2 separate regions of the Homo sapiens genome follow, and region 2 is linked to region 1. A link is a contact called in ENCODE Hi-C or POLR2A ChIA-PET data. All regions are on one chromosome and are shown on one strand. Each heading gives the region's core, a stretch centred on a gene start or an enhancer-like site at or near the end of the contact. The rest is flanking DNA. Distances are from core to core; before and after follow the strand shown.

The links. A loop is a pair of places that touch in the nucleus more often than their neighbours do. ChIA-PET counts read pairs that join two places held with the same protein, here RNA polymerase II (POLR2A). Pooled maps may share reads with other maps.
Region 2: POLR2A ChIA-PET joins it to region 1 with 10 read pairs in HepG2. The contact joins two enhancer-like sites. A Hi-C loop is called at or near these places in 1 of 50 pooled maps. POLR2A ChIA-PET finds 5 or more read pairs at or near these places in 3 of 52 experiments (HepG2, activated T-cell and activated naive CD4-positive, alpha-beta T cell).

The regions. Positions count from the first base shown.
Region 1 is chr7:102,022,856-102,029,505 of GRCh38, reverse strand. CUX1 (cut like homeobox 1) reads right to left here. Exons shown (of 24, transcript NM_181552.4): 3 at 1,361-1,408. Among named protein-coding and RNA genes, the nearest start is that of CUX1, 210 kb to the right of the region's middle. Within about 2 kb of position 4,630, at least 3 of the 41 ENCODE cell types and tissues checked have a DNase peak (open chromatin) inside an H3K27ac peak, as active enhancers do.
Region 2 is chr7:102,148,134-102,155,569 of GRCh38, reverse strand. All of the region lies in intron 8 of CUX1 (cut like homeobox 1), which reads right to left. Among named protein-coding and RNA genes, the nearest start is that of SH2B2, 140 kb to the left of the region's middle. RefSeq lists an enhancer at 2,036-2,741 and a silencer at 5,245-5,386. Within about 2 kb of position 2,214, at least 8 of the 41 ENCODE cell types and tissues checked have a DNase peak (open chromatin) inside an H3K27ac peak, as active enhancers do.

The sequences.
Region 1 (6,650 bases), core at 3,381-5,880:
GATGAATTTCCCAAATGGAAGCCCGACAACTTGCTCTAGAGCTCTGGGACCAGGAACCCAGCCTTCCATATATAAGGCCCACATCACCTGTGTCCCAAGAGGAACCTACTGTATCTCACGGCCATATCTCTCCTGTATCTCACGGCCATATCTCTCCTGTCCCTTCCCCCATGTGTTCCCTGTGACTTAGCAGTTGCAAGAAAATAAAATCCCTGCCAGGCACAGTGGCTCACATCTGTAATCCCAGCACTTTGGGAGGTCAAAGCAGGTGGATCACCTGAGGTCAGGAGATCGAGACCAGCCTGGCCAACATGGTGAAACTGCATCTCTACTAAAAATAGAGAAATTAGCTGGGTGTGGTGGTGCACACCTGCAATCTCATTTGCTGGGGAGGCTGAGACAGGAGAATCACTTGAACCTGGGAGACGGAGGTTGCAGTGAGACTAGATTGCACCACTGGACTGTAGCCTGAGTGACAGGGCAAGACTCTGTCGCCAAAAAAAAAAAAAAAAAAAAATCCCTAAGACTGTACCAATATGGGCTCTTTCAGGGGCTTTGGAAATGTCTCGTTTCCTTTCCTTATCAGCCTGCTATGATTCCACTTTCTGTTTTTCCGTCGGGAGAAGCTAAAGAGGTGAGATTCAATAAATCCGCAAGAATAATATAATTTCTGGTTTTCTAAACATCACTGAATCTTCACACAAAGGGCTGGCAAAGAGTGTCACTCACGTGGAGCCCAGTCCCCTCTATGGCTGCTGTTCCCGCTAACAGGTAGCCAGGGCGGATGTCCCAGGTGACTTGCCACCCACGTGCCGTCTGCCAGATGGCTCCGTCCTTCTCTGGAAGGATCCGTTAGAAACCACTTCCTTCTACTGAGCCTAGGCTTGCTCCTCGTGGCTTCTGCTAGATGCTCTGTGTTTCAAGCCTGTGATCAAGTGGCCTCCCTGTGCCCCCGCCAGCCTCTCAGCAAAGCACCACACTTATGGCACACACTCATGGCAGTGGCAGCCCCAGACCAGCTCAGGGGGACAAGGCGACTTCCTAGAGGGGATGCATGGGCTCCTGAAGGCCGTAGCGCCAACAACCTGCCTGTTGCAACCACACACGGGGCACTTCTGCTGGCAATCCACCACAGCTCTGTGTATTCTGAGCATAGCTTCCTTTTCCAGGAGGGCTTTCACCAAGGACCCAATGGAAAATCACATCACAGAGCGCAAAATCTGCATGACGCTGGGTCGGAGCAGCCGGGAAGGCACCATCTGGGCAGCACCTTTTGCCCGGAGCATTTCTTTAATGTGAATAAAAAGACCAATTAGCCACGAAGGGTGGCTCAGGATAGAAAATGAATAGAAAAGCTTACCTCTCCTTGGAAACTCTTCAGCAGCGGCGCTACCTGCTTGCGCAAATCCTGGAGCAGGAGGCGGAGGTCAGGAAGCAGCCATTTGAGAAGGAGAAAGAAGGGAAACATTGGTTAAGGCCTCCTAAAAACAGCGTGGCAGTCAGTGCTAATTATCACTATCTAAAGCAAGCCTGGGACCTCACCCATTCCTGCACTCCTAAAACATCAATAACGCCAACTGGCGCTTCAGGATTTAAACTTATTTAAGAATACAACGAGGTGGTTCTTTGTTGTTCTTGTTGTTGAAGACAGAGTCTCATTCTGTTGACCAGGCTGGAGCACAGTGGCACAACCCTGGCTCACTGCAACCTCTGCCTCCTGGGCTAGAGTCATCCTCCCACCTCAGCCTACCAAGTAGCTGAGACTACAGGCGTACGCCACCATGCCTGGTTAATTTTTGTATTTTTTTGTAGAGACAGGGTTTCATCATGTCGTCCAGGCGAGGGTCAAACTCCTGGGCTTAAGAGATGTGCCCACCCTAGCATCCCAAAGTGCTGGGATTACAGGTGTGAGCCACCGCACCTGGCCTACAACGATGTTTTATTTCTACTAACTCCTGGTCACATATACCTCATTTTGAATGTGCTACAGACTAAAGCTTTTGCTGATGTCAGTCTAAGTGAGATAATCTGCTTAGAATAAAATAGACTAGAATGGGGGGTTTGCCTGGCTGTTTCTATCTGAAATGGACCTGGGCCACTGCACTGTATTTTAGCTGCCTCTTCTTTTTTTTTGAGATGGAGTCTCGCTCTGTCGCCTAATCTGGAGTGCAGTGGCAAGATCTCAGCTCACTGCAACCTCTGCCTTCTGGGTTTGAGTGATTCTCTCACCTCAGCCTCCCGAGTAAGTGGGACTACAGGCGCCCGGCTAATGTTTGTATTTGTAGTAGAGATGGGTTTTTGCCATGTTGGCCAAGGTGGTCTGGAACTCCTAATCTCAGGTGATCCGCCCACCTTCATCTCCCAAAGTGCTGGGATTACAGGCATGAGCCACCATGGCCGGCCCTAGCTGCCATTTTAATGCACTGTTAAGTCGGAGATACAGCCTGTTTTGAATCCACATCTGACAGAGTCACAATAAATTTTATCCCATGCCACCAGTGCCCATTTCGAAACACCAGGACATCCCATAGGTGCATGCTTATGATCTTGTTCAGAGCATTTTATTTAAAATGAAGTAACTGAGAAAGTGCTTCAAAAACTTTGAAAAGACTCGACTAAGATAATATCTTATTTACTGAAAGTTTAGGCATTGAAACTATGTTTTTTTTTTTTTTTTTTTTTTTTTTAAAGACGGAGTCTCACTGTTGCCTAGGCTGGAGTGCAGTGGCGAGATCTCGGCTTACTGCAACCTACACCTCCCAGGTTCAAGTGATTCTCCTGCCTCAACCTCCTGAGTAGCTGGGACTACAGGTGCCCACCACCATGCCTGGCTAATTTTTGTATTTTTAGTAGAGACGGGGTTTCACCATGTTGGCTAGGCTGTTCTCAAACTCCTGACCGTAGGTGATCCGCCCACCTCAGCCTCCCAAAGTGCTGGGATTACAGGCATGAGCCACCGGGCTAGGCCTACATTTTAGTTGATGAAGCCTTCTGAGAATCTGAGGAAAGCTACTGACCTTGCCATTAGAAATAAAACTCTGCAAATTATTTTATCAGAGGCTTCCTAAGTAAGACCTATCAAGATCCCAGATGAAAAAGTCTTCTTATTCAACACATACAGCCATATGTGCTTATTTATATTTAAATATAACTTAAAGTTAAATAAATTTGGAAAATTCAGTTTCTTAGTTACCCTAGCCACAGTTCAAGGATTCGGTAGCCACCCGTTGCTGGTGGCTACTGCTTCCAACAATGCAGACACAGAATTTTTCCATCATTGCAGAGGGACCTACAGGACAGGCCTGTACAGCAAGCTTTTGTTTTTTTGAGACAGGGTCTTGCTCTGTCATCCAGGTTAGAGTGTAGTGGTGTGATCATAGCTCACTGCAGCCTCAACTTCCTGGGTTCAAGCGATCCTCCCACCTCAGCCTCCCAAGTAGCTGGGACTACAGGCGCACACCATCATGCCTTGCTAATTTTCTTATTTTTTTGTAGAGATAAGGGTCTTGCTATGTTGCCCAGGCTGGTCTTGAATTCCTGGACTCAAGCGATCTGCCTGTCTTGATCTCCCACAGTGCTAGGATTACAGGTGTGAACCACTGCACCTGGCCACTGTACCACAAGTTTTTTGACAAATATCATCACAGCCCACGTTATTTTGTATTGTGATCCTGTAGAAACATTTGGTCAAGAAGCATTATAATTTCCCTTTTAACTATATACTGTTCCAAAGGATGCATTTCTAAACGTGATACCATTATTTCCTTGGAGAAGTCAATCCTGTTACTTCCTCAACTAGATGATTTTCTATTTTTTTACACCAGGCTCCAGGACAAAAAATAATCAGATTCTTTACCAATCTTTTTTTTTTCCCACCTAAGACGGGGTCTGGCTCTGTCACCCAGGCTGGAGTACAGTGGCATGATCTCGGCTCACTGTAACCTCCACCTCCCGGGTTCAAGGGATCCTCTCACCTCAACTTCCCATGTAGCTGGGACCACAGGCATGCGCCACCACACCCGGCTAGTTTTTGTATTTTTCGTAGAGACAGGATTTCACTATGTTGCCCAGGCTGGTCTTGAACTCCCAGGTTCAAGCGATATGCCTGCCTTGGTCTCCTGAAGTGCTGTGGATTACAGGCGTGAGCCACCATGCCTGGCCACCAATCTCTTTTTATATAAATAAGGCTATCTGTGGTCAGCACCAATAATAGTCCGCCAGAGATAACCACGTCCTCATAGCTGGCGCCTGTGAATGTGTTAGATTGCAATGGTAAAAGGGGCTTTTGCAGATGGGATTATGTCAGGGATCATGAGTCAGGAGATGACCCTGGATTATCCAGGTGGGCCCAGTGTAATCCCAGTGCTCCTAGTAAGAGACAGGCAGGAGGCTCAGAGTCAGAGGAGATCTGAGGACCGACGCAGAGGTCGGAATGCTATAGGAATGCCGGCAGCGCGAGAGGCTGGAAACTGCCAGGAAACTGATTCTCCCCCAGAGCTTCTAATAGGAACACAACTCTGGCTGACACCTTGATTCCAGCCTGGGGAATCCATCCCACTTTGGACTCCTGAACTCGAGCACTGTCACATGATAAATTTCTGTTGTTTTAAGCCACTCGGCGCATGGCAGGTTGCGACAGCAGCAACAGGAAGCTAACACATCACCGCATTTCACCCACTGTGCTTTTCAGAAAGGTAGAGGACAACATATAACACAAAGGGTAACAAGGGAAAAGAGTGTGGAAGGCGTAAAGAATGATGGGGGAAGATTACTATGATCCCAGCAGGGTCCAGGGAAAACGACCATGGGGCCTGGCACACAGTGGGGACTCAAAAGACATGGAAAGGGTGCATGAGGGAATGAATGGAAGAATAGCTATGGCTGGGCACGCTGGCTCACACCTGTAATCCCAGCACTTTGGGAGGCTGAGGCAAGTGGATCACCTGAGGTCAGGAGTTTGAGACCAGCCTGGCCAGCATGACGAAACCCCATCTCTACTCAAAATATAAAAATAAGCTGGGCGTGGTGGTGCATGCCTGTAGTCCAGGTTACTCAGGAGGCTGAGGTGGGAGGATCGCTTAAACCGCGGAGGCAGAGGCTGCAGTGAGCTGAGACTGCACCAATGCCCTCTAGCCTGGGTGACAGAGTGAGACTCTGTCTCAAAGAAAAAACAAAAAAAGGCTTAACAAGGGCTCAGATTCAGAGGGGAAGGAGACAAGTCAGATGAGGTCATGGAATGAGAAAGCTGGTGTGGCTGAGAGATTTCAGACTGTAGCAGAGAAATGGAAGAGGGCAGAGCTGGATGGAGGAGAGCAGGGGGCTGGGGCGCAGGGGCAAGGCCAGGCCCTGAATGGCAGTGTGCCTTAGCAGGCATGCTCCTGGGTTACCCCCAACCCTGCCAACCTGGCACAGGGCCAGCCTCACGCAAACACCAGCTCTGAGAAGTACAGGAGATGATACAATTATTTCTATATTCTGTTACAGCATTCCAGAAAGGCAGAAGGGCTATGCCTTTTATCATGTCCTTAAATAAAGCAAACTCCTCTCACCCTATCCATGTATTTTTTTCCCTTTTGAGCATATTCATGTCTCCTAACAGACCTACAAAAATAACCTTTTTGATATTAAAGCTACGTGTGTTTGTACACACACTCACGCACGCACACATATTTAAAGACAGTTGAAGAGGGAAAAACCACTACATACTCACACGTATCATACACAAACTGATATATATGTACTTCAAGCTGCCAGCCAAAAATCACTCATTCTAATTTCATCTTTGGCAGTTTGAGAAATTCCCGATCCAATTCTGCTGCCTGCAAATATTATTCAGTTTTGTACTAAACTAAGAAGAAAGATACAAAGATGTTCAATTCTGGCCAGGCACGGCGGCTCACGCCTATAGTCCCAGCACATTGGGAGGCTCCCCACCTCAACCCGGGTGGTTGAGGCTGCAAGTGAGCCAAGATCATGCCATTACACTCCAGCCTGGGTAACAGAGAGAGACTCTGTCTCAAAAAAGATGCTCAATTCTGACCCACAGAATTCTCCATCGTCGGTTAGCAAGGACATGATACGATTTACTGTCTTTCTAGAACACAGCACTCTTTGCTGTCTGGACAGCACCAGAAAATGCAGACTCTGCCACTTACTGGTCCTCATGCACACCCGCACAATCCTTCTTTGTGGTCATAAACTGGAAAAAGTGGGGTTCAGGCTGGCCAAAACCACAGTGGAACAAATGATAAGGAGGCAGTGAACACGTTTAAAAACTTTTTTGCGGGGAGGGGGATGGAGTCTCGCTCTGTCACCCAGGCTGGAGTGCAGTGACGTGACCTCGGCTCACTGCAACCTCCACCCCCCAGGTTCAAGCGATTCTCCTGCTTCAGCCTCCCAAGTAGCTGAGACTATAGGTGCGAGCCACCCCGCCCTGCTAATTTTTGTACTTTTAGTAGAGACAAGTTTTCACCATGTTGGCCAGGCTGGTCTCGAACTCCTGACCTCAAGTAATCTGCCCACCTCGGCCTCCCAAAGTGCTGGGATTACAGGCTTGAGCCACTGCACCCGGCCATGTTTTAAAACTTAATTACTTCAAGTTACACGTTACACACTTAATTCAGTTATATACTTAATTCAGGTTTGTCAGT
Region 2 (7,436 bases), core at 965-3,464, 130 kb before region 1:
TTTGTGTTGTTTTTTTTTTTCTTTTTGAGACAGGGTCTCACTCTCACCCAGGCTAGAGTGCAGTGGTGTGATCTTGGCTCACTGCAACCTCTGCCTCTTGGGCTCAAGCAGTCCTCCCGCTTCAGCCTCCAGAGTAGCTGGGACTAGTGGTGTACGCCAGCATACCTAATTTTTTTTTTTTTTTTTTTGGTAGAGACAAGGTTTCACCATGTTGCCCAGGCTGGTCTTAAACTCCTGGGCTCAAGCCATCCACCCGCTTTGGCCTCCCAAAGTGCTGCGACTATAGACATGAGCCACTGCGCCTGTCCCAAATCACAAGTTTTAAACACAATTTTGTACTTCAGTTAGTTACCTATCGTGTATTTCCAATGTCCACATACACAGGTCAAAACTGCCCTGGCTACCGTCATTCACTCATTCACTAGCTCCACTAGTGTTTCAGACCCCTAAAAGTTTCCTGGTGCTGGAATGGGCACATAGAGATGCAGGCTTAGGTCCTGCGTATCTCATCTATGTCATAGATTTAAAAGATGACAATGAAAATACATAGCTGCTGCGTACCCACAACAAGATGTGCAGAGGTTGACAATTGCCTAAATCCTCCTCTGAATGCATCAGCAGAGCTGGCTGCAGAACTTGGGAGGTGGATGGGGACTGGTCCGGCTGGTGAGTGAAGAGACACTGAATGTGGGTCTAGGTGAGCACTTTTCCTAATGGCTCCAGTGTGCCCCTATATAAGCCCTCTCTTTCTTTAATTCTGGCTATTTTCATTTGAATACTTCTATTCTGTTTGAGACTACTGTTATTTGGATATTGTTGGCATAGCTACTTCTGTCTTCCATGTCATTTAACTTTTCTTTTATATTTTGCTATTTCTTTATCCTTTTCTTGCTGCCTTCTGGATCAAGGTTAACTTGATCTAACTGGTCTTTAGCTATTTATTTATTTATTTATTTATTTATTTATTTGGAGACAAGCTGGAGTACAGTGGTGTGATCACGACTCAAGGCAGCCTCAGTCTCCTGGGCTCAAGCGATCCTCCCACTTCAGCCTCCCTAACAGCTAGGACTACAGGCGCATGTCACCATGCCTAGCTAATTTTTCTATTTGTTTTTTTTTTTTGGTACAGATGGGGGTTTGCCATGTTATCCGGGCTGGTCTTGAACTCCTGGGCTCAAGCGATCCTCCCACCTCAGCCTCCCAAAGTGCTGGGATTATAGGTGTGAACCACTGCACCTGAACTATTTTCTACTTCCTCTTTCTGGAATTCCTATTAGGTGGATGTTGGAGCTCCTGAATTGATCTCTAATTTTCTTTTCTTTCTAACATCTACATCTATATCTTTTTAGTTACTTTCTGGGAAATATCTTCATCTTTATTTTCCAGGCTTGTGTTGATTCTTTTATTTATTTACTTAAAAACATTTTGTTTATAGAGATGGGGTCTTGCTATGTTGCCAGGCTGGTCTCGAACTCCTGAGCTCAAGCAACCCTCTGGCCTTGGCCTCCCAAAGTGCTGAGATTCCAGGCATGAGCCATCAGACCCAGCTGGCAATGTATCCTTTCTTCTTTGCTCCTAAGTTATTCAATTTTTTTACGCTGTTACTTCCACTTGGTCCATTTGAAAATTACCTGTTGGTTTCGCTTCACACTGCCAATATCTTCCTCTGTTTCCCTGAGTGCCTTTGTGGTGCTTTGTCTTTGTGGCCCAGCTGTCCTGCCTCATATCACACCCACTGTTGGGGTCTGGGTGTGTCTTTCAGAAGCACTGCCCTCCTCTGGGGCCCAGCTGTTTTTGCTTGTGTGTTTGGGTCCTCCAGGGATACCAGCCGCTCTTTCTGGCAATGTACACGGTGGGAGGACAGAGAAGCCAGCCCTGCTGCGTGTCTCTCAAGCGAATTGAAGGAGAAAAACACACGGTAGGCATTCAATGCCTTTCTGCCGAACATAGGAAGGAAGGGAAGGGGATGGCCCCCATCTCTGAGATGCCTTGCCGATGACTCCTCCCTGCTGCTTGGCAACCAGGAAAACCCTCTGGCCAGGTAGCTTACTTAGCCTTGACTCTTCCGGGAGCAGCAGCAACAGGAGGACACCGTCTCCCTGGGTGCAGCTCCCTGATCTTGGGAGTGCGGAGCTGAAAAGCTGGAGGCGTGGCTGCCTGGGGGTGCTGGCCCGCCCCTGGCTGCTTTCATCCACTCCTCACTTGCGACCTGGTGTTGCCAGTGGCCAAAGGCCCAGGCATAGAGAAGAGCAAAGTTCCAGGGGCCCAGCTTTACACAGAGGCCGGCTTGGCAGGGCTGGGGTCCATGTGGGTCGAGTCCAGTTCCTGCCAGGTTTATGGGGCCTGGGTGGGGCTTGGGCACCTCCTGGAAAGTGCACACTCTCTGGATTTCTTCTCAGATAGCACATGGCTTTGGATTTTCATCAGGACACCGAATATCCGGAAAACCACGCCTCATCTCCAGAAGATTTCACATCATTTATAAAAAAATCAGTCCCACTGACGCGGGAAGGTGCAGACTTGGCAGTGTGAGGCAATCCTGGAAGTGAATTTCAAGTTTTCCATCTCCTGGTCAGTTGTGCTTTGGTTACTAAGCAACTGCTAAACGGACCAAAATACTGAATGTGATAACAAGGACTGCACTTACCTTTCATGACAAAAGCAACTCTCTTTCCCCAGGCTTTCGAATGACAATGACGACACCACACTCTGCAGTTGCAGGGCAGGCCTATTCCATACCAGGGATTGTGGTGACAGCCAGGCTCGGAGGGGCTGCTGTCTCCATTCACAGAAGGGACCAGAAACCACAGGAGGAGACAATGGGAGGAACCAGGGATGCAGTTGGCGAGGAAACGCTCTGATTATTATTTTAAAAGTCGGCCAGATGCAGTGGCTCATGCCTGTAATCCCAGCACTTGGGGAGGGCAAGGCAGGTGGATCACCTGAGGTCGCGAGTTCGAGACTAGCTTGGCCAACATGGTGAAACCCCGTTTCTACTAAAAGTACAAAAATTAGCCGGGTGTGGTGGTGCATGCCTGTAGTCCCAGCTACTTGAGGGGCTGAGGCAGGAGGAGCATGAGCCAAGATGGTGCTACTACACTCCAGCCTAGGTGACAAAGTGAGACCCTGTCTCAAAAAAACAAACAAACAAAAACAAACAAACAAAAATCTGTATGTTTGTTACTCATTTTTCTGAGAATTCTTTTTTATTTTTGATACAGGGTCTGGTTCTGTTGCCCAGGATGGAGTGCAGTGGTGCGATCATAGCTCACTGCAGCCTCCAACTCTTGTCCTGAGCTCAAGTGATCCTCCTGCCCCAGTCTCTTGAGTAGCTGGGACTTATAGGTGTGCACTAGCAAGCCCAGCTAATTTAAAAGAAAAATTTGTTTTTTAGAGACAGGGGTCTTACAATGCTTCCCAAGCTGGTCTTAAACTCCTGAACTCAAACAATCCTGCCTTGGCCTCCCGAGTAGCTGGGACTACAGGTATGCACTGCCACACCTAGCTAGTTTTTTCTTTTTTGTAGAGACAAAGTTGATCTTGCTATGTTGCCGAGGCTGGTCTTGAACTCATGGCCTGAAGCGATCCTCCTGCCTTAGTTTCCCAGAATGCTGAGATTACAGGCCTGAGCCACTGTGCCTGGCCCATTATTAATTTTTCTAAGGAGGTATTCTTTTTTAAAAGCCGAAAGAAAAATACAACTAGCTGAGTAAGTGCGATCGGGGGCTTTGGAAGATGTGAGTGTGGCCATCAGTGTTTGCAGACCAGGACCAAGGAGGCGGGTCTTGCTTTGGGGCACCTCCCAACCAGGTTTTTTTTTTTTTTTTTTTTTTTTTTTTTTTGAGACAGAGTCTCACTCTGTCGCCCAGGCTGGAGTGCAGTAGCACAATCTCAACTCACTGTAGCCTCTGCCTTCCCAGTTCAAGTGACTCTCCTGCCTTAGCCTCTCCCAAGTAGCTGGAATTACAGGCACACCCAATCACAGCTAATTTTTGTATTTTTATTTTTATTTTCTGAGATGGAGTTTCGCTCTTGTTGCCCAGGCTGGAGTGTAATGGCATGATCTCAGCTCACTGCAACCTCCATCTCCTGGGTTCAAGCGATTCTCCCTGCCTCAGCCTTCCGAGTAGCTGGGATTACAGGTATGCGCCACCACACCCGGCTAATTTTTGTAGTTTTAGTAGAGACGGGGTTTTATCGTGTTGGCCAGGCTGGTCTCGAACTCCTGACCTCAGGTGATCCACCCGCCTCGGCCTCCCAAAGTGCTGGGATGACAGGCGTGAACCGACGCGCCCAGCCCCACCCCAGTCTTAATCATCCACTTTCTCTCCAAACTGCTGCCTCCTCCCCCCACTGAATTAATCCTGCCTGACAAACTGTCTGCAATAAGTAATACAAAAATGCCCAGGGGTTAATACCACAACTGTAAATGTAATCTTGGAAGCGCAGTAATGAATTAAATGGCATGTGGTTTCATGGTGTGAGTGTCAACAGTATTCCAAAGATTTTTCATTCTCTTCATGCTGAAGGCTCAACTAACCACATCAGTATCTGCAGCCTGACATTGGTCTAAAATCATTTATTTTCCAAAGTCTGTAATAACCGCACATATTGTTTGCTCAGCAAAATGATTTATTATAAAAATTTAGATCTCTCACGTTTTTATGAGCTGACGAAACAGCTTCCACTGATCTATTAACCTGCCCGGTATTATGCTCAGCTCTGACTTCAAATAGCGAATAATTTCAGTTTGGCCTAGAATATGTAGTTCGTTCAATCAGTTCACCACAGATCATTTCAGGGTATTCTCTGGGCTAACACACAGTTTTTATGAGGAACTGAAAAGGACATGGTCAAGGTCGATGGAAGGGAAATTATATCCACGCTGGAAATTCTAGTATTTACTTTCACGCAAGCCTCCTGGGGGCTAACGCGTGGCATCGGGGCACGGTGTTGGCGCATATTTCAATACCCAAATAAGCACGCTGGCATCAGGAGCTGTTAAAACGAGCTGTTAAAACAAAGTATATCTACAAGGCAGTTGGAAAAACATACAGAGCGGCCTTCAAAGACTAGTGTATCTTCTTAGACTTGATTCATAAGCCAATAGTCTCGGCCGGGCCCAGTGGCTCACGCCTGTAATCCTAGCACTTTGGGAGGCCGAGGTAGGTGGATCACTTGAGACCAGGAGTTTGAAACCAGCCTGGCTAACATGATGAAACCCTGCCTCTACTAAAAATACAAGTATTAGCCGGGCATGGTGGCGAGCGCCTGTAATCCCAGCTACTCGGGAGGCTGAGGCGGAAGAATCGCTTGAACCCCGGTCACAGAGGTTGAAGTGAGCTGAGATCGTGCCACTGCACTCCAGCCTGGGTACCAGAGCGAGACCCTGTCTCAAACAAAACAAAACAAAAAAACAAAGAAAACAAAAAAAACCCACCAATAGTCTCAATACCAGATCATAAAGTTCTTTGGCATTGAAAGGAGAAATATCTACAGATTAATTCTTCCTGCTTTAAAAGAAAAGCTCCAGTTAGGTTTGATCAAGCGAACTCTCCCCTTCTACCCCAGGGCTGCACGTGATGACCTGCTCTGTCCTTAAGGGGGGACATTTTTCACCACAACCTACACTGCAGGTGAGGCTTCCTTAGCACAGGGGGTAGAGGAAACGGACAGAGGTGGGGCTCGCTGGACCCTGTCCAGAAAGAGCAGGTTGCTGAAGCGGTGGAGACAGGGCCAGGCTCTGAGGAAGGTCACTTGGCTCTAGGTCTGGAATCCCCTTAACTCGGGGGGTCAAAGAGTTGGGCAAGGGGTGGGGGACAAACCTATAGGAAAAGCTGATCGGAGCACAAACGCCTGAACTTACGGAGAAGGGCTGGTCTGCAGTCTCATGCGAGCCAGGGCAAGATTACTCCCAGCAAAGGCACCTGCTGTGGCTGTCGTGCCCTGATGGCGATGGGCCCAGCTCAGACTGAGACAGGGAGGTCTCCCACCAATAACGCCCATGGGGCACCTACCATGAACCACACCCAAGGGAAACAAATGTCCCAGGGGAGGAGTGGGCAATGGCGTAGTGGCGCTGGGACTCCCTTCTCGCTAGCACACAGGAATACACCCTGCACATCCTAGGAGCTCAGCAGGGATATACCGGGCATGGGTGGGTGGGTGGGCAGGGACCCCCTTCCTGTCTACCCAGTGGGAGGCGGAAGGAAATGGCAGCCACCAGCGATTCAGCACAGTGACATCCCAGAAAGTGGTACAAGGGCCTCTGCAGACACCAGGAGAAACAGTATCCCGGAGTAGGGGACATCCAGTCTGTACCCTGGAGGATGAGTACAGATTTACTGAGCAGGGGACACTGGGATAGAGAGGTACGGCTGTCTAGAGAGAGAGGCCACAGGGAAATGGAAGCCTGTTCAATTTTGTAACAACTTTTCAGTGGCTCTCTCGGGGTTGCGAGGCATCCTGTGACCACATCTGCAAATAAAGACGGCAGAGTCTCTTCCCACACCCTTTGAATATTTCTTATCTCACGACAGAATACTACTCAGCCCTAAAAAGGAACGAGTTAATGACATTCACAACAACCTGCATGGGAGTGAAGACTATTATTCTAAGTGAAGTAACTCAGGAATGGAAAACCAAACATTGTATGTTCTCACTCGTAAGTGGGAGCTAAGCGATGAAAATGCAAAGGACTCTGGGGACTTGCGGGGAAAGGGTGGGAGGGGGGTGAGGGAAAAAAGACTATATATTGGGTGCAGTGTATACTGCTTAGGTGATGGGTGCACCTAAATCTCACAAATCACCACTCAAGAACTTACTCATGTTCTTGAGTAATATATAATATATATATATTAATATATTATATATATATAACACATACATTAATGTGTAGTTATATATAAAATACATTATATATATACATTTATTAATGAAATATCCAACTATATCCCTATTTTATTAAGATTTTTAAAATAAAAGATGGGCATTTCTTTGTTTTTTGTTTTTTTGTTTGTTTGTTTTTGATACGGAGTCTTGGTCTGTTGCCCAAGCTGGAGTGCACTGGTGCAATCTCAGCTCACTGCAACCTCTGCCTTCGGGGTTCAAGTGATTCTTGAGAATGCCCCAGCCTCCCTAGTAGCTGGAATTACAGGTGTGCACCACCACGCCTGGCTAATTTTTGTATTTTTAGTAGAGACGGGGTTTCACCATGTTGGTCAGGCTGATCTCGAACTCTTGACCTCAGGTGATCTGCCTGCCTTGGCCTCCCAAGGTGTTAGGATCACAGGTGTGAGCCACCGTGCCCAGCCTCTTTAGTCCTGTTCTGTTTCTTGGAAGCACCATGCTTGTCCCACCTACAGGCCTGGGTCTCAGCCCTCCTGGCCCTCCTCTGAGAGGCCTCTCCACAGCCACACTCTCCATTGTCCATTCAT